3 separate regions of the Homo sapiens genome follow, and regions 2 and 3 are each linked to region 1. A link is a loop called in an ENCODE intact Hi-C map of the cell type or tissue named here. Cell type or tissue: MCF 10A. All regions are shown on one strand. Links, peaks and the distances in the headings refer to the core of each region. The heading gives the core; the rest is flanking DNA. Region 1 holds the start of LOC105372680 (a long non-coding RNA gene). Region 2 has its middle 440 kb from the start of LINC01440. Region 3 has its middle 8.1 kb from the start of LINC01440.

The links. Hi-C counts contacts between places; a loop is a spot of excess contacts. Peaks named below come from ENCODE experiments on the same cell type or tissue, not always from the same donor. Only the 100,000 strongest peaks of a DNase experiment are listed, where the experiment ranks them.
Region 2: a loop joins it to region 1, with 17 times the contacts of the local background. A loop is called at or near these places in 2 of 110 quality-filtered maps.
Region 3: it touches region 1 in a loop (27-fold over the local background); 22 of 110 quality-filtered maps call a loop at or near these places.

The regions. Positions count from the first base shown.
Region 1 is chr20:56,166,079-56,176,788 of GRCh38, reverse strand. It overlaps LOC105372680 (a long non-coding RNA gene), which reads left to right and starts at 7,008. Exons shown (of 4, transcript XR_936893.3): 1 at 7,008-7,644; 2 at 9,492-9,621. In MCF 10A, for the core only: a CTCF peak has its summit at 5,503 (motif pointing right); no DNase peak of the experiment used is centred there.
Region 2 is chr20:54,973,927-54,984,636 of GRCh38, reverse strand. No RefSeq gene overlaps it. Among named protein-coding and RNA genes, the nearest start is that of LINC01440, 440 kb to the left of the region's middle. In MCF 10A, for the core only: a CTCF peak has its summit at 4,120 (motif pointing left); no DNase peak of the experiment used is centred there.
Region 3 is chr20:55,409,594-55,420,303 of GRCh38, reverse strand. No RefSeq gene overlaps it. Among named protein-coding and RNA genes, the nearest start is that of LINC01440, 8.1 kb to the left of the region's middle. In MCF 10A, for the core only: a CTCF peak has its summit at 4,594 (motif pointing left); no DNase peak of the experiment used is centred there.

The DNA of each region.
Region 1 (10,710 bases), core at 2,458-7,457:
GGAATATGACCTTTAATGCCAAGGTAACGACTGGGGACTTCATCCTAAGGGCAATGGGGACCGCCACTATTTTATAAATAGAGAAGAGGTAGGATCACAGCAATTCTTTAGCAAGAAAAAAAATTTCTTCCTGAAATACATTACGGCAGTATGAGAGGTAGAAGAACACACAGGAGTTGGGAGCATGTACTCTGCATCCAGACTGCTTGTAGTGTCGCTTACCGTGAGTGCGGTGTGGCTGTTTTCTCATCTGCAGGATGGGGACACTTTAATACCTACCTCAGAGTTACTGTGCATGTTAAGCCAATAGATTAGAAATGACAAACATTATATACAGTGTTTTGAACAGTGCTTTACACATGCTACGCTACTGGTAATTATTAGCTGCCATTGTTATTGCATCAAATGGGCAAAGGGAAGATACAGCCTGCCTCTCTCTCCCTTTTTTTTCTTTTCTTCTCCACAATTCTCCCTGCCTTGGAGGAGACATCTTATTTTCTTTTACTATCTGTCTAATATTTCCTAGGAGTACTTTGTTGTGCTTATTCTCAGGCCATGAACTTTGTTTTCTAGATTTCATCAAACAGCAGCTGCTGAGCAGAAGTTGCTGACATATTCCCATTGTGTCGTGTGACATCCTTAGGGGTTAATCTTCATCTCTCAAACCTGTTTCTTTCTCCTTAAAATGTAGGATACTGATGACGTCAACTTTTTAGGGTTGTTTTGACGGTTAAATAAGATCAAGTATGTAAAGAGCCTAATGCAGTGTCTGCAACCAAGTGCAAACAACAAAATGTTAGCTATTGTCTTTCTGTCCCTCTTCAGAACTAATGGTGAAGGCCATCTCTTGCACCTAGGATGTCATCTACCCCTCACTTCCATCTTCACTGTTGAATTACCACATATCCTCTAAGCAGAGAGCATCTTCTGTGTGAAGTTTGTTTTCTTCTCTCTCTAAGCAATTTCTTGCTCTTTTAGCATTGATTTTCTCTACTATTGTATTAGTTTGATTAGACTGCCATAAATACCACAGACTGGGTAGCTTAAACAACAGAAATTTATTTCTCAGAGTCCAAGAACAAGGCAAGACATCCAAGATCAAGGTGCTGGCAGGTCTTGTTTCTGCTGAGGCCTCTCCTTGGCTTGCAGGTGACTGCCTTTCTGCCGTGTCTTCCCACAGTCCTTTCTCTGTGCACCTGCATCCCTGGTGTCTCTTCCTCTTCTTAAAAGAACATAGTCCTATTGAATTAGAGACCCGCATTAGTCCGTTTTTACGCTGTCCATAAAGACATACCCAAGACTGGGTAATTTATAAGGAAAAAGAGGTTTAATGGATTCATAGTTCCACGTGGCTGGGGAGGCATCACAATCATGGTGGAAGGCGAAAGGCACATCTTACATGGTGGCAGGCAAGAGAGAAATGAGAGCCAAGCAAAAGGGGAAACCCCTTATAAAATCATCAGCTCTCATGAGACTTACTCATTACCATGAGAACAGTATGGAGAAAACTGCCCCCATGATTTAATTATCTCCCACCGGGTCCCTCCCACAACAAGTGGGAATTATAGTAAATTCAAGATGAGATTTGGGTGAGGAAATGGCCAAACCATTTAGGATCCCACCATGATCTCATTTAACTTCAGTTACCTTTTAAAGACCCCCATCTCTAAACACAGTCATATTGAGGGCTAGAGCTTGAACATATAAATTCTGGGAGGTACTCAAGTCAGTCTATAACAACCTCTCATTTGATACTCATCATATCCTGGCTTGCTGGGCAATAATTTGTGTGCCCATCAAATAGAACTAAAATGGTTGTGCTAGATTAGTTAATTATTTGGCAAATATAAACCCCTCCCTCCTAGCTCCATGGCTGGAGTATATTTCCCTGTTTCTTGATTTTCGTTTTGGCTATGTGGCTTGCTTTGGCCAATGGCCAGTTAGCAGATGTAAGCAGAGTCTTGAAATTTGCTCCTGTGGTTGGAGTTTCCCTACTCAGCTATTGCTGTTCTCTATGAGTAGAACAAGCCTCAGTAGCCACAAGTCCAAGGAGGATCAGAGACACATGGAGTGGACTTGGACCCAACCTGCATCTTGAAACCAGGCCCAGCTCAATTCCAGCGAACCTGCAGATGTGTGTGTAAGAGACTGGTGCTTGTTGTTGGATGTCCTTGAGCTTTGGAGTGCTTTGTTACACAATATTATTAGGATAACAACCGACGAACACAATCCTGAGTATTTACTGAATCCTTATCATGTTCTAGAACAATGCTCAACAGTTTGTATGCATTATTTAATCATTTAACTATTGCAAGACCCCTGTGATATAGATAAGCTTATTTCTATCATTTACTAGATAAGGAAATTGAGACTCAAAGAGGTGAAATGCCATGCCGAGAGTCACCTGGCTAGGCAGTAGCAGAGCCAGGATCTGAACCCAGGCCAGTTTGATGCTTATGTTAAATATCCCTACAACTGTGAGCTTCAGGTGAATGGAGCAGCGGCTTTTTTTCAAAGCTGGGACTGGAATTTCCTGGCTTCTGACTTCCCCTTTAATGATCTTCTCTACAAAACAGAAAAGTCGCTATTTGTAGCCTCTTCCAAAACTACCTTGGATTCAGTAGCTCCTTTTAATTGTCTAGATCAAGCTCTATAGAATTGCTTTCTTTTTGAGATTCTGCTGCACAGTGCATCCTGCTAGTATTGTGTATGTTGCAAGCAGCTTGCAAAGGTTATTTGATCTATAGGATGAATTTCCCAAATCTCTCACCACCCACAATTTTCAAGAATTCTCCCACGCTTGCCTTTATAACTTGTCTACCCAGCAGATAATACAGCCCTTCTTTATCTTTGACTCTCTCACCCCCCTTTCTTCTTCCCTGGTCTTTTTCTACCTGTTTGCTGGTTCTTAGTTTGGGGGCATATGGTTGAATCAATTAATAGAGGATTTGTAGAATCACAAGTGCAGTTATTAAAGAACGATGTAATTAACTTCTTCAGACTAATTGAAAACTTTCATTTAGAAGGAGCAGCCAAGTGCCTCCTTGCTCAAATGGCTTTCTCACATAAAACAGTCCTCATGAAAAGATTCTTTAATGTGTGTCCATAAACCAGAGACCTCTGAGCTGCCGCAAAACTTTGGGAAAAGAATGAAGTCATTTCTCTCTCTTCCCCTCCTCCCTCTCTTAAAGTATCCCCGGAGTTATACAACGTCCACTACATTGTGCTGCTTCGCAAATCATAGGATAAAGTCAGGAGAAATGAGTCAGGGGAAAGAGGATCTGGCATGATGTGCCTTTGATTGGGAGAGTGAAGAAAAGAGACAGTGTGGCTCTTGTCTGTCTGGCATCTAATGCTGCTGCTTCTGGTGCCAGCAGAAGATTTCCATCTGGGAAGAATTGAGGAAATTTCCCTCAATTTCTATGTGAGGGGCCACACCTCCAGTTGTCTCTGTCTGGGCCCTCTCGGATGGTGCTTTCCCAGCTTCCCATCCTCAGGTCCCAGGGCTGCTCACATGATCCAGCTCTGTGCACTCAGATGACTATACTTCCTGGTTGCAGGAAGTGATTGGTTCAGGGATTAGCATGTGATTCTCCAAGTGGACCAATGGAGTGCAAACTGAGATGGCTGCTGAAATTACAGAGCAGAGAAACTCAGTTTCCACAGGGATTGCTGAGCTGCTAGGGTGTCTGCCTCGGCCTATTGGCAGCCATTTTGCTATTGGGAAGGGAAAGCATACCTGTGAATAAAGCCAACACCTAGCATGGGGTAGACGTCACAGGAGCCCTTTGAGGGCTTGGGTCCTTCTCTGAGTTAGCCTTAATAAAAGAAAAACTTCAGCCAAATTAAATTTAAAGGAGTTTAATTGAGCAATGAATGATTCACGAATTGGGCTGCCCCCAGAATCACAGCAGATTCACAGAGACTCCAGCGCAGCCACATGGTGGAAGAAGATTTATAGAGAAAAAAAGGGAAATGACGTACAGAAATCGGAAATGACGTACAGAAATCGGAAATGAGGTACAGAACGGCTGGATTGGTTACAGCTTGGCGTTTGCTTTATTTGAACACAGTCTGAACACTCAGCAGTGTATGAATAGTTGAAGTATGACCGCTGGGATTGGCCAAGACTCAGCTATTGTTACAGGCGCCTACTCCTAAGTTAGGTTTTCAGTCTTGTCTACTTACTAAGCTAGATTGCAGTTCGTCCACAAGGACTCGAATATAGAAGTACAGAGTCCTTCTCAGGCCATATTTAGTTTGCTTTAACAGTCTCTACTCCTGAACTTTCCAATTGTATGTGCCTATTACTGGCATTTTCCCCCTCTTAATCCACTGGATTGAGGTCTTTTTCTTTTTTCTTTTTTCTTTCTTTTTTTTTTTTTTTTGAGACAGAGTCTTGCTCTGTCGCCCAGGCTGGAGTGCAGTGGCTCGATCTTGGCTCACTGCAAGCTCCTCCTCCCGGGTTCACGCCATTCTCCTGCCTCAGCCTCCCGAGTAGCTGGGACTACAGGGGCCCGCCACCACACCTGGCTAATTTTTTTGTGTTTTTAGTAGAGACGGGGTTTCACCGTGTTCGCCAGGATGGTCTCAATCTCCTGACCTCGTGATCCGCCCGCCTTGGCCTCCCAAAGTGCTGGTATTACAGGCATGAGCCACCGCACCGGCTGGTCTTTTTTGACTCAAAGAGACTAATAGAGCAATTATGTAGTCAAGTGTTGACTTTGGGTCTCGACAGAGGACAGGCTATGCTAATCATCACAGGTGGAGACATGCTTGAGCCACGCCTCTTGGCTGGAGGATAACAGGATTTAGAAACCTAGAGGGCACAGAATATTACTAGGGGGCTTTTGATTCAGCCTCTGAGATTCTTAGAGTGAGTTTCACTTTTTCTGAAGGGCACTTGAAGGCAGCAGCCAGGAACACGCTGCCATGGACCTTCACTGCTGCAGACAGACTCTGACCCCTAGCAGAATGGCTGTGATCTCAGGCTCTGCAGCCAGCAGACTTTGGCTTGAAGTCCAGTTCTGTTACCTCCAGCGAGTGTGATCTGGGGGCAAGAGAAAGGCCCTTTCTGAGCCTCAGTATCTCCACATGTAAAGTGCAAATGATAACCATCTCTACTTTGTGATGATGTGCTGAGGCTTCCCTGGGCTTATGTTTATGGAGTGCTTAGCTCAGTGCTTGGGATTAGTTATGTGCTAAAAATGTTGGCTATTATTGCTGCGGGCAGGGTTTGTACTAACTACTGTATTGAATGGAGACTTAGGACAGTCAGAGGTAACTTGACTATAGGAGATCTCAGCCCACCAGTGTGAGGAGTTTTGAGGAAGGAGAAAGACAGCCCTATCAATATCCTTATTCCAATTCCTAGTAGGGAAATCAGTTTGGATTTCATGATGATGATAGCATCCACTGATGCCACTGTGCAGCTGCACTGTGCGTGGAACTTCACCAGGCTTGAGCTGAGCCATCTCCTTGGAGCAATGGGTGCAGATGGTTTTAGGTTCCACCAGAGGGCACAGGCTGCAACAAAAAGATTTCCATGACTGGCTACAGGGATGCTTAGGCCAGGGACACTTGGGTGATGGCAAAACTATGTTTGACAGTTAAGAACAGCAGGGTAGAAGTCAGTAGCCTAATTCCTGCAGGCAAACTCGAACTTCAGCAGAATGATAAAGATCTTTGTTTAATCCTTACAAGAACCGCAAGTGGTAGATATGATTATTTTCTCTATTTTACGCTAAAAGGAAAAATGCTTAAAGAGGTTGTGTCACTTTGCTGAGATGGCATCCAGCATATGAGAGGAGAACCTGGAGTTTAAACTTGGGTCTCTCAACGGCCTAACCACCGAGCTACATGGTCTCCAGGTTTGAATGGACCTTGGTAACCCAAAAAGAAAATGCTGGACCTCCAACTGATGTGCTGTATTAGTCTTTCTTTCAGAAGAGTCCTGATTTCCCTCTGGAAGGTTATGTGTAAGCTGTTCTTAGAAAAAAGCAAGAGAGTGTTCTAGGTCGTTTTGTGATTCCCATCTCATTGGCTAACAACTGGGACTTGGTAAATATTTTGTTAGGTAAGTGACAGATTAACTCAAAATATACCTTCAAATCTGACAAATGCTACAGCCCTCTGCACAGGCCCAGGAGGTAATTTAGCATAATGCTTAATCTCATGGGATTTGGAGCCAGTCTGGCAGGATTCAAATCCTGGCCTCTCCACTTATTCCACTTATGACTTTGTCCCAATTACTTCATCTCTTTTAGCCCCAGTTTTCTCAACTGTAGAATGGAGAGCTGTATAGTTCCTTCTAATGCTGCTAATAAAGACATATCCAAGACAGAGTAATTTATAAAGGAAAGAGGTTTAATGGACTCACAGTTCCACATGGTTGGGGAGGCCTCACAATCATGGTGGAAGGCAAAGGAGAAGCGAAGGCACGTCTTACGTGGTGGCAGGCAAGAGAGTGTGTGCAGGGGAACTGCCCTTTATAAAACCATCAGATGGCATGAGACTTATTCACTATCACAAGAACAGCATGGAAAAAACCTGCCCTCATGATTCAGTTACCTCCCACCAGGTCCCTCCCATGACATGGGGTTATGGGAGCTACAATTCAAGATGAGATTTGAGTGGAAACACAGCCAAACCATATCACGATCCATCCTAAAGACACCTATATCTGCCCGGTGCAGTGGCTCACGCCTGTAATCCCAACACTTTGGGAGGCCAAGGTGGGTGGATCACAAGGTCAGGAGTTCGAGACCAGCCTGGCCAACATGATGAACCCCGTCTCTACTAAAAATACAAAAATTAGCCAGGTGTGGTGGCATGCACCTGGGATCCCAGCTACTCGGGAGGCTGAGGCAGGAGAATTGCTTGAACCCGGGAGGCAGAGGTTGCAGTGAGCCGAGACCACGCCACTGTACTCCAGCCTGAGCAACAAAGCAAGACTCCGTCTCAGAAAAAAAAAAAGGCACCTATATCTACATAGGGTTGTTGCATTAAATGAAACAATGCAACAGTGCATCACAGTGCATCATATCTGGCATGTGTTAAACGTTCAATAATGTTAATTCTTAAGACAGTCTCAGCCCTTTCTCTTTGACCTCGTTGTGGATGGGTAGAGACGACCCAGTTCCATTTACATCATTACTTCCTATCACTTATTCCCATCATTCTTTTCCCATTCTCTTAGACATGCAGGGAAATAGCAATTTAATTTTAAAATTAGCATTTATCTTTGCCTCTCCACCTAGGTCGTGTGTCATTATAGCAGCTGTTTGGTGTTTATCTGAGAAAGCTCTTTGGTTAATAATATGCTATTGGATTGCTGTTGAGCGTCAATTGGGAGGCAGCCTGGAAAACAGCACTAAGTAAAGTAAACACAGCCATAACCTTTTCTTCTCTCTGCCTCTCATGCTGCCTGAAAGAAGTACACAGCTTCTCTTTTTCCATCACTAACTCATAAATGGAAGGAGCAGGTAATAAATATCATGGGGCTGATGGGTTTCCAGGGAGCCTGAGAAAGAGTGAAGGAGGCTGCCGGAAAGCCAGAGCAGTGTGTGAATGAACCTTAAAACTGTGACCGCCTCCCCCTTGTGCAGCCACGGGAGTAGGATGACCCCCAGTTGACTGAGAAAGGTGAGGCTCTCAACCCCTATCACGGCTGGGGATGCTTTATATTTGGGGAGGCCAGCATGTCATGGTGGATGGAAAGTTTATAAAATCAACATGGGCTGGCTTCCAGGGTGGATGGCCACCTGTTGGGGCTGATGGAATTTAGAGTGCACTGAATCTTCCAAAGGGTCCGTGGGGCAGTGAAAAGAGCCCTGGACAGGGGTCAGGACAAGTGGGCCCTTTTGTCCTGTATTTGCCACAGACCTGCATGATCTGAAAGAAGTCAGATTTTTTTTCTGGATTTCAGTTTCTTCTGTAAACTTGGATGGGATTATAAAATCCGATCCAAGTTAACAGAAAACTTACATAAGTTACGTGAAAAGCACCCCTTGGATTGCTTGGGTTAATTCTCAGAAACAACCACCAGCACTTATCAAGGGCTTTCTGTCTGTCCCAGGCATGATTTAAAACCCTTTATATGTATTAACTCATTTGATTCTCAAAACAAGCCATTTCCCACTATGCAGACAAGGAAACCAAACACCATTGCCTAGCGTCAGTTGTAGAGCTGGGAACTGACCCTGGGCTGCCTGGCTCCTGACACCACATCCCAGTCATGCTGCCATGCTGTCTTCTCAATGGGACTTCCCTGTCCATGGATACAATGTATTATCTTTGTTCCAGGGCTGATGTGAGGATTGAATAAACAATTACACGTAGAGCATCCCTATTTCCCTTGGAGCCCAATCTCAGTCCATGGTTCTGGGTAGGTTTACTCACCCTGACTCTACAGGTGGACGCCTGACTCAGGTGTGACCAATGACAGTGCTACATTCCTGGCTATGGTGATTGGTTCAGGGGTGGTCAAGTCACCTAGGTTGGAAAATCCAGCCAATTGCTAGATCATGACATGAAGTATCAGGAAGGAGTGCTCTTGCCCTGAGGTTATCAATTTAGCAGAACATAAGCTGTTGCTCTTTATAGCCTCCACAAGGAGCGAGGCTACTTCAGAATAAGACAAAAAGGAAGGAGGAAAAAAGAACAGAGAGAGGGAAGGAGGAAGGGAGGGAAGGAAGAAAGAGGGGAGGGAGACAGAAAGAGATACTGAGATTATTTCTGATGGCATCATTAGAACCTCTGGGTTTTGCCCTGCCTAATCAATTATTTGTACAATAAGTCCCATTTTATACTTAAGATGGCTTGCATAGGGTTTTTTTTGCCACTTGAAAAACGGAAAAACATCATGACCTACATATATCATGTTTCTGATCTTGGCAAGAAAAAGAGAGTTTGTAGATTAGAGAGCTGACCTTTGCCACACACTATTGTTCCAGACCTTGGTTTCTGAACCTTGGCATTATTGCCATTTTGGGCCAAATAATTCTTTGTTGTGGGGGCTGTCCTGGGCCTTACAGGATGTCTAGCAGTGTCCCTGGCCACTGCCCACTAGATGCCAGGAGCACCCCTGCCCCCCACAGTCCTGAAAAGCACAAATGTCCCCAGACACTGCCAATGTTTCCTGCAGGCCAAAACCACCTCTAGGTTGAGAAGCACTGATCTAGATAGATCCACGTGGAGTTTCTCTTCAAGCTTGCTTCTTGGATCTCATTTTCTCAGCCGGAGTTAGGAACACGTGTGGAAGTGAAAGTGGAGGTCTTTTAGAACTTTTGTGCTGGCAGACATGATCCATGGTGATGGGCTTGGAGAGTTGGGGAGCTTCCTCATCGATCTGCCGCAGCAGCCCAGAGCGCAAGAGCTCTGTGTTTGGGAGCATTTGTGATAAGCAATGAAATTGGCCACCGAAGGTTGAGTTGTTTAGCGGTGAGGCTGTCAAGTGCTTCCTGATAAGAGCCCTTGATCTCCCATTACAGCGCACGTCACCAGAGGCAGCAATGAGCCCCACCACCTGGCACCACCGCTAATGGCTTTGGCTTCGGCAGAGAGCGGTGTCAGGGCTGCAGACGGAGCACAGATGGGAGTGGCATCCTACAAGATCCCCAGGTTCACTGCCTTTCACAAACATTTTACATCTAAATAACCCTGTAATTAATCTCACAGTCAATTTCCCCTGCTGTTTGCCTAGCTACTCCTATGCAGCTGAAACGTCACCTCCTCAGGGAAGCCGCTCCTGATAACCCATCACTAACAGGAGGCTAAGAGCCCATGTGTCATGGACACTGTTGGAACTCCGCCACATCCCCCAGGGGGACTGGCGGAGTTCCAAGGGACTGGTTTCATGGAAGACAATTTTTCCATGGACTGGAGGAGGTGGGGGGATGGTTTTGGGATGATTCAAGTGCATTACATTTATTGTGTACTTTCTAATATTATTACATTGTAATACACAATGAAATAATTTATACAACTCATCATAATATAGAATCAGTGGGAGCCCTGATCTCGTTTTCCTGCAACCCACATCTGGAAGTGATGGGAGACTGTGACAGATCATCAGGCATTAGATTCTCATAAGGAGCACACGACCTACATCCCGTGCATATACAGTTCACAATAGGGTTTGTGCTCCTATGAGAATCTAATGTGGCCGCTGATCTGACAGGAGTCGGAGCTTAGGCAGTAATGCGAGCTATGGGGAGCTTCTGTAAATACAGATGAAGCTTCGCTTGCACATCTGCCACTCACGTGCTGCTGTGTGGCCTGGGTTGGGGTCCCTGTCCTGGGGTCCCACTAGTGCTCTGAGTGCCCCTCCCTGGCTTTGTGGGCTTCTGCTTCCCACCACCCACACCTGCTCCTTTGCTCAGAGGATTTCCCTGGGCTGCTGGAGACAACTGGTCCACAACCCAAAAGTGCCAGAAGTGCCTGGGTTTATGTCTCCCAGGGTGGGCCTTCGCCAAGGTCTGCAGTTGTGGAATGATACATTTCTGGCTTGTTGGCCACAGATTGGGACAACCCTGAGGCATAATTTGCATTGCAGAGTTGCCTGTGGGGTTAGCTGAAGCTGCTCTTCGTGTGACTTTAAGGGGGTCACCCCTTGCCTGGCCTCCTCCCCTTCCTTATCCTGTTTCTGTCTTCCATCTTCTTCCTGATATCTCCCCTGAGGGGCACTTTCTCCATACGTCACTTTCGTGC
Region 2 (10,710 bases), core at 2,009-7,008, 1.2 Mb after region 1:
TCTCTTCAGAACCTCCCCCACCCCCCATAAAGCATTTGCACAAGAAAACTGATCTCCAGCTCTGCATCTGAAAACCCTCACCTCAGACACCTGTTTACTCTGTGCCAGGGTCACTTTGAGGTGCTCAGCAAGACAGGCAAGGTTACCGCCATTAGAGAACTTACATTGTATTGATAAAATAGTTTTAGATAGATGCTCCATAAAGAAAAATAAACAAGTGAACCACATTAAGTAGAGTGGTCAGGGATGGACTTCTTGGGGAATAACAACTGAGCTTTGACCACAATGTTGAGAGGCATCCAGCCATGTGAAGACCTAGGGGAAGAGTGCTTCAGGCAGAGACAGCAGCAGAAGCAAAGGTCCTGGGGCCGAATGTGCCTTGTTTGCATTAGTGGGGAATCCTCCTTTTCCATTTCTGATGTTCCTTCATTGGTATAACTTCTGGCATCCCTCTATCCCCAAGTCTCTTTGCTTGAGAATAAGTGCAGAGACATCTGAGTGGTAAATTTAGGCAGAATAATTGTGAGAGAAGAGAGACCCCCTCTCATATTGTTTTATATTCAGTAAAAACAACAAGGAAGTAAAACCAAAGACAGGCAGCCCGGCGCCAGGCCTGAAACCAGGCCCGGGCCTGCCTGGCCTAAACCCAGTAGTTAAAAATCAACTTATGATTTAGAAGCTGATGTTATTCATAGATTCCAGACATTGTATAGAAGAACATTATGAAACTCCCTGCCGTGTTCTGTTTCTCTCTGACCACCGGTGCATGCAGCCCCTGTCACGTATCCCTTGCTTGCTCAAATCAATCACGACCTTTTCATGTGAAATCTTTAGTGTTGTGAGCCCTTAAAAGGGACAGAAATTGTGCACTCGGGGAGCTCGGATTTTAAGGCAGCAGCTTGCCGATGCTCCCAGTTGAATAAAGCCCTTCCTTCTACAACTCAGTGTCTGAGAGGTTTTATCTGCGGCTCATCCTGCTACAACTGTTCATGTTTAACTGATTTGCATCCTTTGTCTCAGGACCCAGCTCCATGCCCTAAGGGAGTAGCCTCTAGTTCTGCTTCTTCAGAGACAGCTCTGCCCTCTTAGGGAAGGAGAAGAAGGAGCCCTGCCCTGATATGCTGGTTTTGTCTACCCAACCATGAGATTTAGAACTAATAAGCTTTCTTGTCTGAATAAGCCTCAAGCAAGTCTTCCAAATCAGCCTCTGTAGGAATCAAGGTGATATTTTGACCTTTAGCTATCACTCCGTCATTTCATTTTGTCCTCAATTTGTTTATAACCTAGGTGGGCAAGGGTGTGCTGTTTCTCAGAGGCCATATTAACACTTAATTTACTTTATTGAAGATTATTCAAGGTGGTCGCTTAGACAAGAGAAATGGTCATAGTGAATCTCTCAGTTGAAAATGAGATAAATAAGGGAGCTATTTTTTAGAATAGTATCAACAAGTTTGCTTCCATTAAATCCAGGAAATTAAAATTGTAATAAATTCTGTTGTTAGTATAAGATATCTGAGCCTATATTAATGTTATCCGTTTTAATACACCCACTTTTCAATTATTCAATATATTTTCCACAACTTCAATGTTTCAGAAAAAAAAAATAACGATTAAAAACTACATTGGCAGGGCACAGTGGCTCACGTCTGTAATCCCAGAGAGACCGAGGCGGGCGGATCACCTGAGGTCAGGAGTTCGAGACCAGCCTGGCTAACATGGTGAACCCTGTCTCTAGTAAAACTACAAAAAATTAGCCGGGCGTGGTGGCAGGCATTTGTAATCCCAGCTACTCAGGAAACTGAGGCAGGAGAATCCCTTGAACTGGGGAGGTGGAGGTTGCAGTGAGCCAAGATTACATCATTGCACTCCACCCTGGACGACAAGAGCGAAACTCCATCTCAAAAAAATAAATAAATAAATAAAAAATTAAAACCTGAATATGGGTACATGTAATTCCCTTCACCTCAAGATCCACTGTGGCTACACAGAACACTGATCTGTATTTAAAATGTTGGTAGGTTGTCCATCATAGATATTTTTGCATTGATACTTATTTTTTTAATACTATATTAAATGTGATTTCTCTTGATTACTATGTTTTTGTGTCCCCTTAAATTTTGTGCCTGTGGTGAGTGCCTTACCAGGGCACGAAACTTAAGGTGGGAGGTGGGGTGAGGGAGAAAATGTAAAGTGATGTTTCCCTTGCCTCACTCTAAGCCTAGCCTCCCACATCAGTGTGTTCTAAAAGTGTGAGCTGAATTTAGTGAGCCATGTCAGAAAAAGGTGAGAGTCAGGGAGGCAGGCAAGAAACAGATTACAAAGGAACTGTATGCACGAGTTGGAACTGAGATTTTATCCTAATTGAACTTGAAATCCAGTAGCATGTTCTCTGAATCTCACTATAAAGTCATCTCTGGTTGTAGTAAAGTCTTTTAAAAATTAATGTCTCAGATTCCCCAATGCCCAGTGAAAAAGTTGATCAAAAAGTTCTCCAATTTATTTTCAACTTAAAACCCTATGGTTAGTCAAATATCTACTAGTAATGTCTTTTCAATAATGCTTTCCTGTGATACTCTCTATGATTTTTTAAGACTTGTCTTACATCTGTACAATTCATATGACTTTGAACATGTCTAGAAGTACAGAAAAGTAGGAAAAGAGATTAAAATTCAAAAGAAGATCCCAAGTACCTCGGAAGTTAACTATTCATGAGAGAAGAAAAGGCAAAGCAACTCTTGGATTATTTTCACAAAAGAATTTTCCTCCCAAATTAGAAAAACAATCATGTTTACCTGAGCCAAAATTTGCCCTATATAATACCATCCTCATCTCTTTGTTTCATAAGACTATCAAAAAATATCTTATAGTAAACAATTATCAGGAAATATGGCTATAGAACAATGCTTGATTCCATCTTCATTATTAAAGAGTCAGATAATGAGATTTAATTCCTACCATGTAAGTATTTTAATGACATTAATAGGAATATTCCTCATATTGTCATTCATGTTCATATTTTTAAACATACATGAAACAGAATTCAAACTTTTGTTGGTATCTTTAGGAAATTTCAAAATCAAATGCCCGTGAGAGTTAACAAGTAACACAAATATTTGCCAAGAGAGCCAAGAGGGAGTGTGGTGACTGTGGCAAAATGGAGGTGTACATTTCCTTTTTAGAAGGAGCTGCTCAAAATTCTTCTACAGAAAAGCTAAACTTTTTTTGAAACAGGATCTCCCTCTGTCACCCAAGATAGATTGCACTGTTGTGATCTCGGCTCACTGCAGCCTCGACCTCGGGGGCTCAAGCAATCCTCCCACCTCAGCTTCTTGAGTAGCTAGGACTACAGGCCCAGGCCGCTATGCCCAGCTAAGTTTTTTTTTTTTTTTTTTTTTTTGAGACTAGGTTTTGCCATGCTGTCCAGGCTGGTCTCAAACTCCTGGACTAAAGTGATCCTCCTGCCTCAAACTCCCGAAGTGCTGAGATTATAGGCATAAGCCACTGCACCCAGCCCAAGCTAAACATTTTTGCAATAAAATCCAGTCTTCCTATTTGTTAATGTTGACAACTAATTCATTTTTCAATGCGGCACAAGCCAAACAAACAAAACAAAAAACAAACCACATCTTCCAGAGTATTTACAACTGCTCGCCTAGGGTTATGATTCTGAACATGCATCTTTGTGCTGAGCTGAATGAAAATGTTGCTTTCAAAAAGGATGCAAAGGTAAAAAGAACCAATGGACTCTAACAGTGCTACTTTTCCCACCTCACTTCTACTTCGTATATGCTTCTCACTATCTGCTATAACTGAAAATGCAAGTAAGGGAGCTTGTTAAACAGTGGCTTTATTTTTACCAAAACCTTAATTCAGTATACTTTGGGTTGTAGCCAAAGGCTAGCTTCAGAATTCTCATGTGAAGGAAAGTTCACGGCCTTACTAACAGCTGTTTTCTTCCCCAACCTGAGAGGCTTTTTTTTTTTACCTACTCTTGGGTATTCATCTCTACTCTGAATTTTCTCCATTATCATCACCTTGTTACCCAAATCAAGGCCACCTTTTCCTCTGTTCTAGCCTTCTCTATCTCCATCTAGTGGCCAGAGATATCTTTTTCAACAGCCATAGTTCTTGATTGTATACAAGATAGTAACTTATGCAGAAAAATTAGTTAGAGGAATGTTGAGCACTTGCCAGATGGACAGAAAGGCTGGGGAGCCAGGGTGGAGAAATAAAGCCTCAAAGGCAGACAAGCCACAGGACCTATTGCCAAGGAAGACAAGGCACAGGACCCATTGCCAAGGAAGACAAGCCACAGGACCCATTGCCATGGCCCAGGAAGAGCCATTTAATTAGGACTGTGCAGTGGGAGGAAATTTTCTCCTCTGCTGTGCTCCCTTACTCTCCTCCAGGTTCAAAGCTCTGGAAAGGGGCATAGGACTGACTAAGCCCTGATCTTGTGCCATGCTTCTCTCACTGTAAGTGCCTGAGAGAGAAGAACTCCACTAGGAGAAGGAGACAGGGGGTGAGCAGTGATTCCCAGGACTCATACAGTGGATAATCCTCCCAAACACAGGAAGAAGGTGAGCTGCTAGGTAGCCAAAATATGACGAACACCTTATTCAATCATTATTCTACAGCGACTTCCCATGTCTAAGAATAAATCTAAACTCCTAAACAAAGCCCTGCAAAAACTGGCCTCTTCCTAACTAACTTATCCTCTTATCCTTGATCTATGGTTCCCAACTATAGTGGCCGCAAGGTTCTTAGGAATATGCCTGCTTCTTCCTGCCTCAGCTCCTTTATGCACACGGTTCCCTCTGTCTAAAATTATCTTATCACTTTTGCCCACCATTCTCATGCCTGGATCTACATTACCGAGGACTCAGCTTCAGTATCACCACTTTATGAAGGTTCTTCCAAGCCACGCTATTATAAAGTGCTTAGGATTGCCACAATGCTCCCTTGCAGCTTCATGGGTTTTCTTCACATGTTTTACATCAGTCTGGAAATATCTTTGTGTTTGCTTACTTGTATGCTGCCTCTATTCCTAGAAGTCTGCAAACTCAGTGAGATAAAAGTGGACCTTTCCAGGCTTCTGTTCTTTTTTCTATGGCACCTAGTATATTACTAGGTACAGAAAAGATGCATAGTAATTATTTCTTGACCACATAAAGGAATGAAGTTTTTCAGGTTTGCTAAAAAAAAAAAAAAGTAGGGCATTTAAGTAGCCCAGGATTTCAAACTGTGTTCTACAGAGTTGCTCCATGGATTGCACAGAAGGGGAAGAAGGTGGGGAAAGCTTCCTAGACCCCACTTCCACTTACATACAGTGTTTCTACTTATATGGCTTTTATAATTTAAGCTTCTCTGGAAGATTTCTCTTAAAGAATTTGCATCTAAGTGAGGTCTGACAATGAAGATTTAACTAGAAAAAAAATTACTCAAAGAAGTTAATACTTTGATGTCTGATATATATTCTAGGTGGTGATGAATAGCATTTATAGATCATAATTCTTACAATTGACTGATATCTTTAATAAACCTTTTCTAGAAAAGCATTATTGCTGGAAAATCTCTATGAATGTTGACCTACATGTGAATCTGTTTAAAATGTTTCTGCATATGTTTGCCTTTAACCTCCTTATGGTTTATGTGACTGCCTGATGAAGTTTTGTGACCACTAAAAAAAAAAAAAAAAAAAAAAAAAAACAATTAAAATTCAAATCTATCTCAGTGCTTTCCAGGTAGAAGACAGGCTTCATGGGAACAGAGACCATGTTTATTTGGTTCACTTCTCTATCTACTATCTTTGGAATGTGAGTGCCACATTGAATGTGGCTCATAAATACTGGATGAAGAAGAGCTTGAAATAGGTGAAGAGGGTGCTTATAGGTAAGAGTGACAGTAGAGGCCTGGCACAAAGTCTCAGAAATCAAGTGATCTCTGAGTAAATATACTAAGTATAACAGTAACCAACTTTTACACTGTTGGAGAAAGGGTGTACACACATGAAAAGGGAGAAAAGTTAATTAAACTTTATAAATATATATACATACCCAAGCTGTGTTCTCTGAGAAAGCCAGTATATTGATAACTCAAAACCAATCAGCACAATTAGAGTCCAGTTCTTGGTTTCTAAATACCATTCTCTACCAAAAGAAATCAAAGCTTCTTAGAATAAAGCCTGATACCAGGGCTGGGGCAGAACTAGGTAAGTACAGAGTGTTTTCAGCCAGAAAATAAGAACGTTCTCAGAGAATCATAGCTGTGACAAATGAAACTGATGTCAACTTGAAAGGGCTTCCAGGATGTCAAATAAATTTAAACATCAAAATGGATAATGATAATGAATTTTATCAATTGAACAAAATACGAACTCATGAGATTTTGCCAATAAAAATTAATGAGAAAGAACAAATCTTCCTATAGTAGAATGTCAATAGATATAGACAGAATGATGGAATTAGACAATCATCATTTAGCAATCATCATAGTAATAGTTTATCCAAGGGATATCAATGGATATAGAACTAATGAGTAAGAATTTCATGAAGAATTGGATTTTTTTTTTTTTTAAATTGGAGACAGGTTCTCACGGTGTCATCCAGGCTGGAGTGCTATGGTGTGAACATAGCTCACTGCAACCTCAAACTCCTGAGCTCAAATGATCCACCTGCCTCAGCTTCCTGAGTAGCTTAGACTACAGGCATACACTACCACACCCAGCTATTTCTTTTACGTTTTGTAGAGACAGGGTCTTGCTATAATACCCAGGCTGGTCTTGAACTCCTTACCTCAAGTAATTATCCCACCATAGCCTCCCAAAGTGCTGGGAGTACAGGTGTAAGCCACTGTACCTGGCCGAGGAATTAGATATTTACGTATTCTCAAGTTACCTTCCCATGACATTCATACTAATTTCAAAAGGAAAAGAGCAACTTCCATTGGAGAAACTGGGAGGTGATCAAAGTGAATTTCAACACGAATGGGAAAAGTCAGGATCGAATGCCACCTGATGGAGTGTGTGACACACATGCGGCCATCACAACTGGGACCTTCTTGCCCCAAATGAATAACCTGGTCCAATTATGAGGAAATATCAGACAAACTTAAATTGGGAGACATCCTAAAACATAGATCATCTGTAGATTTCCAAACTGTTCCATCAGTGTCATGAAAGTCAAGGAAAGACTGAGGAACTGTCCCAGTTGGAAGGAGACTAAAGACACATGACAGTTCAATGCAATGTGTGATCCTGGATTGGATTTTTTGTCATAAATAACATTATTGGAACAACTGAAGAAATTTGAATGGGGTGTATGAATTAGATGGTAGTAATATGTCAATGTTAATGACCTGAGTTTGATGGCTGTATTGCAGTTATGTAGAATAATGTCCTCGCTTGTGGAAACACACACTAAAATATTGGTTGGTGATAGGATAGCATGTGAGCAACTTGCTCTCAAATGATTTAGGGGAAAAAGTTTCTTGTATTAAGTTTTTTTCTAAGTTTAAAACTATTTCTAAATAAAAAGAAGATATACCAGGGCTGCTCTACATTCTCTGAACATAGTAGCCAGTATATTGGTTCACAAAATTCAAGACAAAGTAAAACAATATAGGATTGTTTTCATACAAGGACGTAAGAGGCTCCTTAATTGACCAACTATTGTTCCTTATACCTTAAAAATCTACCTCTCATATAGAAAATATGTACAGACCATCTCCTCTGCGGTACTCACTGTTCCAAAGATGGGAGATAACAGAGTGAACAAAATGAGCCCAGTTCCTGCTTGCATGAAGTTTGTCTTTTTGCTAGAAAGTTAAACATTGGGCAGGGCGCGGTGGCTCACGCCTGTAATCCCAGCACTTTGGGAGGCCGAGGTGGGTGGATCACGAGGTCAGGAGATCAAGACCACGGTGAAACTCCGTCTCTACTAAAAATACAAAAAATTAGCTGGGCGCAGTGCCAGGCGCCTGTAGTCCCAGCTACAGCTACTCGGGAGGCTGAGGCAGGAGAATGGCGTGAACCCGGAAGGCGGAGCTTGCAGTGAGCGGAGATCGCGCCACTGCACTCCAGCCTGGGTTACAAGGCGAGACTCCGTCTCAAAATAAATAATAAATAAATAAATAAAAATAAAGTTAAACATTGAACACATTTTTATCAGGGAGTGGGTAGAGTCACACGTGCGTGTGTCTGTGCGCACGCACGCACCTGTTCCTGAGTACTATGACAGTCTATTGAAGAACTCACACATAATTTTAAATGAAAAATGAATAAGAAAAAAGAGGTATGCTTTCCCTTTTTCTCTCTCTAACCACCCCCACTTTCTTACTTCACCAACCTTTATGTGCTGTTAATATGATTTAAATAATTCAACAACAGAATTTTTAAAAAGGAAAAAAATGAGCCAAGTACAGTGGCTCACACCTGTAATCCCAACACTTTGAGAGGCTGAGGCTGGAGAATTGCTTGAGCCAAGACGTTCAAGGTTTCAAGGAGCTACGATTGCACCACTGCACTACAGACTGAGAAATAGAATGAGACCTTATCCTCAAAAGTAAATAAATAGAAAGAAAAGTGTCTGGTAAATTCTTAATTTTTTAAAATGTGGATAGACCTTTGACCATTTTAGTTGAGCTTGGAGAAATTCATTCTGTAGAGAAGGCATCATCCCCAAAATATTGACTCTGAGACCACTTTCCAGGATGCTTAGGGGTAAAAAAGCATTTGATCAAGGAAAACATATTTAATTAGTTTTCTTTTCGGTTAAGGAGAGAATATAAAGCAAAGGGAATTGAGACCTAATGCCCTCTTACTATTTTTGTTGGAAATAAGGCACTGTGGGAAAGGTAACATTACAGACTGGAAATTCCTTTGAGAAATGAGATGACAGCTTCATAAGAATGACAAGTAACAAAGGGAGCTGCATAATCTTGTGGTCTGTTCTGAGCTCCATGCACAGGATAATGCAGCTCCTGATACTGATTGCACATCTTATGATATATATCTATTCAAGGTTGTTCCAGCATTTTTGTTTCATTTTGTTTTAAAGCTAGAATAAGATGATATAATGTCTTTATTCTTTGCATATAAGAAGGAAATATCAAGACTATTGGCACTAGGCTTCTTTTTGTTAGGTTTTAATTGATCTGGTCTTCATTGTTTTTCTGATTATACAAATAATGCATGTTCACTGCAGAAAATTTGGAAAATACAGAAAACCATTTTAGAGAAAGAAAATATTCATCCACGAGACAGAATGAGGACCTCCTTTTTAGGAGCCTGCAGACCCCCAAGCATGGAAATAAAGGAAAAGCCTAAGTTCCTTCAAGGAAAATTCCAGGAACCTAGCTAGACCCAGATGTGAATAAGCAACTTGTTAAAGCATAGAGGTCTAAAACAATAGTTAACGAAGACAGAGTTCCAAAAATGTTTGCTTTCCCCATAGAAACCAGTGATAACATGTTAACATTTGTCCCAGAGTTGTTTTTCAGAAGCTTAAGGCCCCACTGAGGACCCCCATGAAATGGACCCACTAGCACATAGACCTCAGCTATAAAGACACAAGCACAGGTATGTTTATTTCAGCACTATTCACAATAGCAAAGACTTGGAACCAACCCAAATGTCCAACAATGATAGACTGGATTAAGAAAATGTGGCACATATATACCATGGAATACTATGCAGCCATAAAAAAGGATGAATTCACGTCCTTTGTAGGGACATGGATGAAGCTGGAAACTATCATTCTGAGAAAACTATCACAGGGACAAAAAACCAAACACTGCATGTTCTCACTTATATGTGGGAATTGAACAATGAGAACACTTGGACACAGGAAGGGGAACATCACACACCAGGGCCTGTCATGGGGTTGGGAGAGGGGGGAGGGATAGCATTAGGAGATATACCTAATGTAAATGATGAGTTAATGGGTGCAACACACCAACATGGCACATGTATACATATGTAACAAACCTGCACGTTGTGCACATGTACCCTAGAACTTAAAGTATAATTAAATATATATATATATATGCACAAAAAAACAAAGAGGGAGGTGAAGACTGAACCTTAACCATCGTCTTTTGTTCTAAGTTTCTTCCTTGGAGAAAGTCACAGCCGCTAGACAGTTAACAGTTTTCTACTGACCCCAGATTTTTAAACAAAGCTTCTCTTCCGTAACCAATTGCAAATCAGACAGTCTCTGAATCTACCTACCACCTGTAAGCCCTTGCTTCAAGATATCCAGCTGTTTTAGGCCTAAACCAATGTGCAACCTCCGTGTATTGATTTGTAATTTTGCCTGTAGCTTCTCCTTTCCTGAAATTTACCCCTGCACTACACTTTCCTGCAAGCCATCGGGAAGGTCAGGATTTGAGCACTTTGTGGCCCAGTCCTCTTTGTTTGGCACCTACAATAAAGGCCTTCCTTTCTGTCACTGCAAACCTCAGTGTGATGGGTAAGTGTCAAGTTGAAGGATGCAAAGTATTGTTTCCGGGTGTGTCTGTGAGGGTGTTGGCAGAGAAGGTTAACATCTGAGTCTGTGGCCTGGGAGAAGAAGACCCACCCTCAATGTGGATGGGCACCATCCCATTGGCTGCCAGTGCGGCTAGAAAAAGCAGGCAGAAGAAGGTGGGATAACCTGGCTTGCTGAGTCTTCTGGCTTTCATCTTTCTCCCGTGCTGGATGCTTCCTGCCCT
Region 3 (10,710 bases), core at 1,907-6,906, 760 kb after region 1:
GTGATGCCTTTAGTATTTAATTCATTCCTGTGACCATTCTTTCACTCATTCCTCTTGAAAGCACTTGCTTAGCATCTAATACATCTTCAGCACCTGCTGGGCCTTAGAGGAGAAAAATGAGCAAGGCACAATCCCTGCATCCAAGGACACAATCTTGCTGATGAAGAAAGACTGACAAACAGATGATTACAGGACAATATGGTAAATGCAGCCATCATCATTTATGTGAATGCTCTACATGATTTGAAGATAGAGGGTCAGCTAGGGGACTCACAGGAAGTGAGAATCCGGATCAAATAACATCAATTAGGAAGAGAAGATGGCCTGGTAAAGTCAGGGAAGGAACCAGAATGGGAAGAAGGAGAGGAGTGAGGGAATTCTAGCAGAAGGAAACCTGATTAGAGGCATGAATGGGTTGTGGGGAGGGCATAGCACATACAGGGGATATTAGGTTTGGTGCTGCTAATAAAATGGTGTTTCTCATAATTAACAAATGACTATATGCCTTGCTAAATACATAGATTTTCAGATCCCTCTCTGGGAGATGCTGATTCAGCAGGTGCATGGTGGGAAGTGGGCGTGTGCATCTTCACAAGTACCAGAGGAATTGTGATCACTGGGAAGTCTGAGATTTACCGTATTAGAGGTTAAAGAGTTGGGGGTGGGCATGCAACTGGAAGGAGGGACCGGATTAGAAGAGCCATACATAGAATGCGTCATGGACAAGAACCAGGGAGTTTATTCTATGTGTCAACAGTTAAATTTCATAACACAATTTTTAAAAAAGAAGAAAGGGAAGAAAGGAGGAAGAGGTACATGTAAGGCAGAAGGAGTGGAGAATTCAGATTAGGGGATTAACACAGGATAATTATATTTCATTTTGGCAAGGAAGAAATAAACTAGAAATAACACCACCGCCCAAACAAAAAACAATAAAAATATTGTATTAGTTTTCTGTTGCTGCCATAACAAATTACCACAAACTTCATGGTTTAAAGTAGCACAACTTTATTATCGTACAGTATTTGTGATCACAGTTCGGACATGGGTCTCCCTCAGCTAAAACCAAGGTGTCGACAGGGCTGCACTCCATTCTGAAAGCTCTAGGAGGAACTTTGTTTCTTGCCTTTTCCGGCTTGCAGAGGCTGCTCTTATACCATGGTTCATGGTGCCTTCCTCCATGGGAAGCCAGCAAGGATGGGATAGATAAGTCCCTTTCACATCAGATCACTCTGATCCCCTTTCCATAATCACATCCCTTTCTCTGACGAAAACTGAGAGATGTTCTCCACTTTAAAGGATTCATGTAGCCCCATTTGAATAATCCAAGATAAATTCCCTGCCTCCATGGCTTTAACTTAATCCCATCTGCAAAGTCCCTTTGCCATGGAAGATAACACAGTAATCGAGCTCAGGTTCTGGGGATTAAGAAGTGGGTACTTGGTGTGTGTGTTGGCAGGGAGGAGGACAGCATTATTTGGCAAACCATAAATATATTAGATTGGGAAAAAATCTAGCTTCATGGAAACCCCCTTCCATTCTCCTTCGTTTCCTCACCTCACTTTGGACCTGCAATGGCCTCCTTAGGAACCAGGTGCCATCAGCATCCAGTGAAGGGTTTTAAGCTTAGAGTCATAGGATCTCATCTCTTTCAGTGAAGAAGAGGATTCTCCAAGTATCCAGTTAACTCATACCTTATATAATTATTTAGAGGTGATTTGATTTTTTAAAATTCCCAATTAAACTTGGCAAATTTCTCCAGTATTATTTTATACTCAGCGTAAGTTGATGTCCTTAAGAATGAAGCTTTCAGTAGCTTTGCCTTAGACAGTCTATGTATTTCACATTTGTAACAAGCAGTAATTTTCCAGGTGAAATTTATGCATAGGTGATTTTACCTTTTCAAGAGGACGATTTTGCAAGTTTGTTGGTGCAGACAAATAAACAAAAGCTGGCCTGTGCAAGTATATTAGTCCCTTCTTCCAAAGAAAAAAAAAATGTCTCACTGCATAATAAATGAATCTAAAGGGAGTGAAGGAAGCTTCATTTAGAGTCAAGAAGGAGCACAGATACTTGACAATATTTAATAGCTGAGAGAAATGACTGAACTCAGCACAAAGCCTGCTGCCTCTTCATCATTCCAGAGTTTGCAAGCTTTGTTACATTCCTTTATGACAGATGCGGTTTTTACTTTTGTGGCTTCCTTTGATTTTGTTTCTAAGTAATTTTCCCCCAACTCCATACTTCTCTTAAGACTCCACAAAGTTACCACTTAGCCCAGAAGTCAAAGAGAGAGTACAAGTGAAAGAGAACATCTGGTTGTCCAAGCCAATATTACTGGGCTTAGCTGTTTGGGATTCAGCCAAAGAAAAGAGAAGCAGAAATGAAGGTCTGTGTTCTGTGTTTCCTCAATTTTTTTTCTGTTCTAGCAGTTGTCTTCTGAAGGAATGATAGAAGTCCTTTCTACATAGATTCTGCAGAATGAACTACTAAATGTTTTCTCCTCATGGAAAATGTAACTTTTTAAAATAAAAAGTATGACAGAATACAAGAAAAGATATTATTTACACTGCTACTACTCATAATTAAGCACTTGTAATAGTTGATTTTATGTCAGTTTGACTAAGCTAAGGAATGCCAAGATGGCTTATCAAATATTATTTCTGGGTGTGCCCATGAGGGTATTTTCAGAAGAGATCAACATTTGAATCAGTAGACTGAGTAAATTAAAAAAAAAGTTTAAAACAAAGATGTGTAGTACATTGTTTTCTCTAAATCAATAATGCTCATTATAAATAAATAGTCTGTGAAAAAACGAAAATATAAAATTTAAAAATAGCTCCAAATTCAACCACGCAAAAATAGCATAAGTAACATGGCACAAACAGCATTCCAAGTATCTTCCTATAAACCTACATGGATAGGTGGTTGAATGGGTTAGTGGGTGATGATTGGAAGAAAAAAAAAGAAAAGCTCCAGGGAAATGTTATGTTTTGGATGATTTTAAAATACAAAATATTGAATATTTTGTCAAATTTAACAGAATAATACTCAATATAAATATAGTTATTTAAATGAAAATAAATGATTCTACCCTCCAAAATATAGTTTCTCTCATCTCCCCAAAATTTAGAAAAAAAATTGTAAATGACACTAAGAATTTGTAGTTATTTTAACCTACAATTTTACAGCTGTGATATATTCAACTGCATAGTTAAGAAATCTACCTGTAATCCCAGCACTTTGGGAGGCCGAGGCGGGTGGATCATGAGGTCAGGAGATTGAGACCATCCTGGCTAACAAGGTGAAACCCCGTCTCTACTAAAAATACAAAAAATTAGCCGGGCGCGGTGGCGGGCGCCTGTAGTCCCAGCTACTGGGGAGGCTGAGGCAGGAGAATGGCGTGAACCCGGGAAGCGGAGCTTGCAGTGAGCCGAGATGGCGCCACTGCAGTCCGCAGTCCGGCCTGGGCGACAGAGCGAGACTCCGTCTCAAAAAAAAAAAAAAAAAAAAAAAAGAAATCTAACACTTCTTTTAATTTCCTCTGAAACCTTCTAACTTATTATTCATTACAGTATTTTTACTTTTTCAGTTTTATTATTTTACCTACTCCAAATTTTATAGTTATTATTAATTTGGTATTTACATTTGAATCAATACACACAGATATACATTTAGTGTTGACCATCAATCAGTTCTTTTGACAATCCTGTTTGAAGTTTTTTATTTAGATTAAAATATGAAATGGCTGGATGGTATTGCCAAGTACCATCCAGCAATTTTATATTTTAATCTAAATAAAAGTTTTAGTTTTTTCAAGAAGGAATTCCGAACAACTCAATTGTGTATAATGTTCTTGCCTGGCATCCTCCTTCAAAATTTTGCTAACGTCTCCGTTTTCCTTCTAACAACCTACACCACCTGTTACCACTAGGCCCTGGCTGCTTGCTAATGCCACCAGCTTCCATTACACTTGGGATTGACAGATTCTGAAACACATCTTTCTTCAATGTAGAGTTTATTCTTGCTCCACTTATAGTCTATACCTTATTATGATTAATTCATGAAATCATTCATTTGACAAGCTATGGAGTGTGTACCACATGCCACACACTCTAGGAAGCAGTAGGCATACAGAGATAGAAATGACCTTGGTCAGGTTCTCAATAAGACATCATCACCTGGTGAGGATGACACTCAAGTAAAACGGAAATGATATTACATTAATAAAGAATGTTATGTTATTGGGCATATAATAGAGATATCTAGAGGGTGCTGGGAGAAAACAGGGTTTAGTTTCATACCTGTTTTTTCTTATAATCTTTTATAATCTCACATAAAAAATGTTTTGATGTTCTGGGTTAGATGGTTCTTTGTTACGGAGGGCTGTTCTGTTCATTGTAGAATATTTACAGGCAACACTGGCTTCTACCCACTGAAAGACGGTAGTACCCGATATGCCAGGGGGAACAAATCACTGCACACAAGAACACTGCCTTAAATCAACCCTCCCTTTGAATCACCTCTTTTTTGTTTGGTTAATTGCCTTACAAAGTGGAGACATCTGGTGGTGAGTTTAAGTTTATCTTTTTGAGTCACTTACTCACATTTCATTATTCACTTGAAATGTGAGGAAGGTAAGATGAATGAATTTATTATCTTTAAGCATCCATTCTGCTGTCACCCTAAGAAACGACATTGTTCTAAGTCGACAGCGAGGGGGTCCAAATTTTCTGATTATCAACTGTGCTGTTCAGCAAATCAACAGCACAAATGTCATGTCTAGAATTTTGAGTAATTGTATGCATTATTTTTGAAAAATATCTTTATTCTGTTTCTCTAATTAAATACATCAGTTAATTTTTAAAAAAATATCCCCCAGAGAGTTCACTGATTCTAAAAGTGGTGCAAGGTGGGGCTGCTGGCAAACAGATAATCTTCAGTAGATAGATTGAATTCAAGCGTCCACATTCTTGACACCTACAAAATAATTTTAGTAAAATATAGCCTGTGAGGTTTCATTCTGACACATGTGGATGGAAATTAGAAAAAAATTATCTAAATGTTTAAATGAAAAACAGCATTTTGACACATTGAAGCATTCACATCATGTGTTTTACAGGAGTTATTATTTTAACCTCATTTTTCCCTTATAAAAGTACTCAAATTGTTTATGATCATTTTGCAGCTAAGCATATAAATCTGTAAGTATATTTGTTGGACTAGAAGTTATGAAAAAGTGAGAGTGTATTTATTTCACTGACTTTCATTTCACAGAGTCAGAAGAAATTATCCAAGGCCAAATTGTGAATTTATTTAACACCTGTTTAGAACAGTGTTCTGTGTGCTTTATAATACTACTTCATTTGATTCTTCTATCAATCCTCAGAGATAGTGCTTATTTTTATTCTCATTTATCAGATGTGGAAAGAAAAAGGGAGGTTAAGTGACCTGTCCAATGTCACATGACTAGTGAGTAGCTTAATCAGGATCTCAACCAGTCACTCTGACCCCAGATGGGTCTCTGCTATTTATCACTTAAGACTATTTCTTAACAAAAAGAAGCTAAAGTTTACATATAAGGAATAAATCAACTAGAAAATACATACACACATGCATATATATGTACATATATATGATTATAATATTGCTTTTACTATACCTTTTTAATGTCTAGACACACAAATACCATTGTGTAACAATTGCCTACAGTATTCAATACAGTAACATGCTGTACAGGTTTGTATCCTAGGAGCAATAGGCCATATACCATATAGCCTAGGTGTGCAGTAGGCCATTAATCTAGGTTTCTTTCTGTAAATACACACTATGAGATTCAAACAAGGATAAAATTGCCTAACAACATGACACATTTCTTAGAATGTATCCCCATCATTAAGCGACAAATGGCTGTAATTAGTCCAGCTTGGGGAAAGTTGGAAAAGGTCACTTCCATGTGATCAAGAGTAATCTGGAAGCACCCAAAAATCTTAAAAGTACATGCCCATGTTAATTCTTCTGCTAGTGAGGTAAATGCTACAATTGGGACTAAGGACAAGTTTTTCAGCTTGTTATTGACTCAAGGCAATGGGTCTTCCATGCTTTGTATGGTAGACAAATAATTTTGTAGCAGTCAGATCCTCACATATATCATTAGGCCCCTGGCAGCAACTAACAATATAGCTAATAAAGTCAATAAATATCAGTTGGTTTGAATTAATTTATTTGCACAATGTGTTAAGATTCAAGATAGTATAGTGGTCTAATCAAACTTTTTTATTTCTCGTAAGTATAGATTTGCAGAGTTGTGAAGAATAATAGGGATATTTCCCCTGTAACATTTACCCAGTTTCCCCTTTGGTAACATATTGCAGATCTGTAGGTCATCATTATCATAACCAGAATATTGACATTGATACAGTCAAGATACGGAACAATTCTATCACCACAATACGGCTGTTTTATAACCACATCCACTTTCCTCCCACAAATATAACCCTTCATAACTCGTGGCAACCACTAATCTGCTATCTATTTATATAATTATGTACTTTCTAGAATGCCATGCAAATGGAATCATACAGTATATAGGCTTTTAGAACTGTCATTTTTCACTCCACATATTTCTCTAGAGATTCATGCAGGTGGTTGCGTGTATCAGAAGCCCATTTCTATTTATTGATGAGTAATATATAAGGGATCCACCAGTTTGTTCAACCATTCACCTGTTGAAGAACATCTGGGTTATCTTTTATTGGGGACTATCATGAATAAAGCTACTATAAGCATTATGTACAGGTTCTGATCTGATCATGTTTTATTTTCTCTGGGATAACTGTTCAGACATGCAATTACTGCTCATATGGTGGTTTCATATTCTGTTATTTAAGAAATTCCACTAGCAATATATGAGTGATCTAGTTTCTCTGCATCTTTGCCAGTATTGGGTTTCATCACTGTAAAATAATAATTAATCACTGTGTATAATTTATCACATTGTGTTTTTAATTTCTATTTTCTTAATAAAAGCAAATTTTATGTGTTTATTTCTCATTTGTATATTCTCTGGTAAAATGCATCACTGTGGTTTTTGGTCCATTTTCTAAGATTTTTTTTAATGCTAAGTTTTGAACATTCAGTTTTGAACATCCCCATCATTTGTCAGATGTGACTTGCAGATATTTTATCGTGGTCTTTAGCTTGTCTTTCCATTCTCTTAGGATAGAATTTTGCAGAACAAGAGTATTTAATTTTGTTGAGGTCCTATTATCAATTTTTTCCTTTCATAAACTGCTTTTAGTATCAAGTCTATATAGCCTTTTTGCCTAACTCTAGATGTTGAAAACTCTAGATGTTGAAAATGTTCTATTTTTCTACAAACTGTATAGTTTCAGGTTGTACATTTAAGCCTGTGATTTTAATTTTTGTAAAGTATGTGACTTAAGTCTGAGCTCATTTTTCACTTGTTGATATCCAATTAGCTCAGCATCATATATTGAAAAGGCTCTCCTTCTTCCATTGAATTGGTTTTGAACTTTTGTTTTGTTTTGTTTTGTTTTGTTTGTTTGTTTTTTTTGTTTGTTTTTTTATTATACTTTAAGTTTTAGGGTACATGTGCACATTGTGCAGGTTACATATGTATACATGTGCCATGCTGGTGCACTGCACCCACTAACTCGTCATCTAGCATTAGGTATATCTCCCAATGCTATCCCTCCCCCCTCCCCCCACCCCACCACAGTCCCCAGAGTGTGATATTCCCCTTCCTGTGTCCATGTGATCTCACTGTTCAATTCCCACCTATGAGTGAGAATATGCGGTGTTTGGTTTTTGTTCTTGCGATAGTTTACTGAGAATGATGATTTCCAATTTCATCCATGTCCCTACAAAGGACATGAACTCATCATTTTTTATGGCTGCATAGTATTCCATGGTGTATATGTGCCACATTTTCTTAATCCAGTCTTTTGTCCAAAATTGTTTCACATATGTATGTGGGTCCATGACTAGACTCTATTCCATTTCATTGATCTGTGTGTCCATTCTCTGCCAATATCATACAGTCTTGATTACTCTATGTAATTCTTAAAATTGAGTAGACTAATTCATCTCACCTTATTTTTTGTTTTCAAGATTATTCAATATTGTCTAAATCTACAAAAAATTCTTGCAGGGATTTTGGTAGAAATTGCATTAAATCTGTATATGAATATGGATGATACTGACATCTTTACTATTGTATTCATCTGTTTTCACATTGCTGATAAAGACATAGCCAAGACTGGGCAATTTACAAAAGAAAGAGGTTTAATGGACTCACAGTTGCACGTGGATAGGGAGGACTCAAAATCACGGTGGAAAGTGAAAAGCACATCTCACATGGCGGCAGACAAGAGAAGAAATGAGAGCCAAACAAAAGGGGTTTCATCTTATAGCACCATCATATCTCATGAGACTTATTCACTACTATGGGAACAGTATGGGGGAAACCACCCCCATGATTCAATTTTCTCCCACCCGGTCCCTCCCACAGCAAGTAGAAATTATGGGAGCTACAATTCAAGATGAGATCTAGGTGGGGACAGAGACAAACCATGTCAACTATGTTGAATCTTCTAATATGGGCATGAAGTTTGTCTCTCCATCTTAATCTTGAATTGCATTTTTCAGCATACAACTCCTACACACGTTTCACTAGATTTCCACCTTAAGTATTTGATTTTTGAGCAATTATAAATGACATTGTATTTCAAATTTCAGTGTACAAGTGCACATTACATATATAAAGAAACACAAGGCCAGGCGCAGTGCCTCACACCTGTAATCCCAGCACTTTGGGAGGTCAAGGTGGGTGGATCCCCCAAGTCAGGAGTTCAAGACCAGCCTGGCCAACATGGTGAAACCCTGTCTCTACTAAAAATACAAAAATTAGCCAGGCATGCTAGAGGGCAACTGTAATCCCAGCTACTTGGGAGGCTGAGGCAGGAGAATCGCTTGAACCTGGGAGGTGGAGGTTGCAGTGAGCCAAGACTGTGCTTCTGCAATCCAGCCTGAGCAACAGAGCTAGACTCTGTCTCAAAAGTAAAAAAAAAGAAAAGAAAAAAAAAGAAACACAACTGATTTTTTCGGTATGTTTATATTGCATCTTGTGACCCTGCTAAACTCACTGACATATTATAGGAAGTTTCCCTTTTTTTCCCCATTTTTGTAGACACCTTGTGATTTTCCACTTAAACAATTATTTTATCTGAAAATACAGAATGCTAATTACTTATTGCTTTCTCATATATCTGCTTTTTATTTCTTATTCTTGCCTTTTTGATTAGCTAGAGCTTACAGCACTGTGTTGAATTAGCAGGGTTAAAGCTAATATCATTGTCTTCTTCCTAGTCTTAGAGAAAACATTAAGTTTTTCATCATTAATGTAATCATTAAGTTTTTCTTTATTATAGCTGTAATTTGTTTTTTTTTTTTTTTTTTTGAGAAAGAGTGTCACTCTGTTGCCAGGCTGGAGTATAGTGGCGTGACCTCTGCTCACTGCAACCTCCGAGTTCCTAGTTCAAGCAATTCTCCTGCCTCAGCCTCCTGAGTAGCTGGGATTACAGGCACGCACGACCACATCAGCTAATTTTTGTATTTTTAGTAGAAATGGGGTTTCACTATGTTGGCCAGGATGGTCTTGATCTCCTGACCTCATGATGCACCTGCCTCGGCTTCCCAAAGTGCTGAGATTACAGGTGTGAACCACCGCGCCTGGCCATAACTGTAAGGTTTTTAAAGGTTTCTATCAAGCTGATGATATTCCCCTTTATTCCTATTTTTGGGAGATATTTTGTCGTAAGCAACTTTTGAATTTTGCCAAATGCCTTTTCTGCCTCAGTTGATAGGATCACAAGGGTTTTCTTCTTTAGTCTGCCAGTATACTGAGTTACATTAATTAATTTCTGAAAATTGAACCAGCTTTGCAACCCTGAAATAAGCCTTAGTTGGTCATGGTGCATAATTATTTTTATATATTGCTGGATTATGTTTGCAAATATTTTGTTAAGGCTTTTTGCATTTATATTAATGAAGGGTATGGGTCTGTAGTTTTATTTTCTGTATTGTCTTTTATGTAAGTCTATTTATGTTTTCAGGGTAATATAAACTTAATAAAATATCTGGGAAATTATTCTCACCTCTTATGTATTCTCAAAGTGGTAGTGCAGAATTGGTGTTAATTCTTCTCATAACATTTTGTAAAATTCTCCAGCAAATTGAACTGGACCTAAAGACGTATTTTTTAAAACATTTAAATTATGAATTCAATTTCTTAATAGTTACACAGCTATTCAAATCATCTATCTCATATTGAGTAAGATGTAATATTAATAATTTGTATTTTTAAGAAACTGGTTTATTTTATCTAAGTTATATTTATGTGTGGAATACATCGCAATATCCCCTTACTATTTTTTAATGTCATCAGGGTCCGCTTATTGGATCTATAGTGATCCATAGAATTTTTTTTTTAGCAGTGTGTTCTTTAGTTTCCAAGTATTTGATGAATTTTCTGGTATGTATTTGTTATTGATTTCTAGTTTGACTTCATTGTGGTCAATAAATTCACTCTATATAGTTTCAGTGCTATTAACTTTGTTGAGACTTGTTTTATGTTCACAAACATAAGGCATCTTGAGATAGGAATACGTTAGGTATCCTAGGATATGT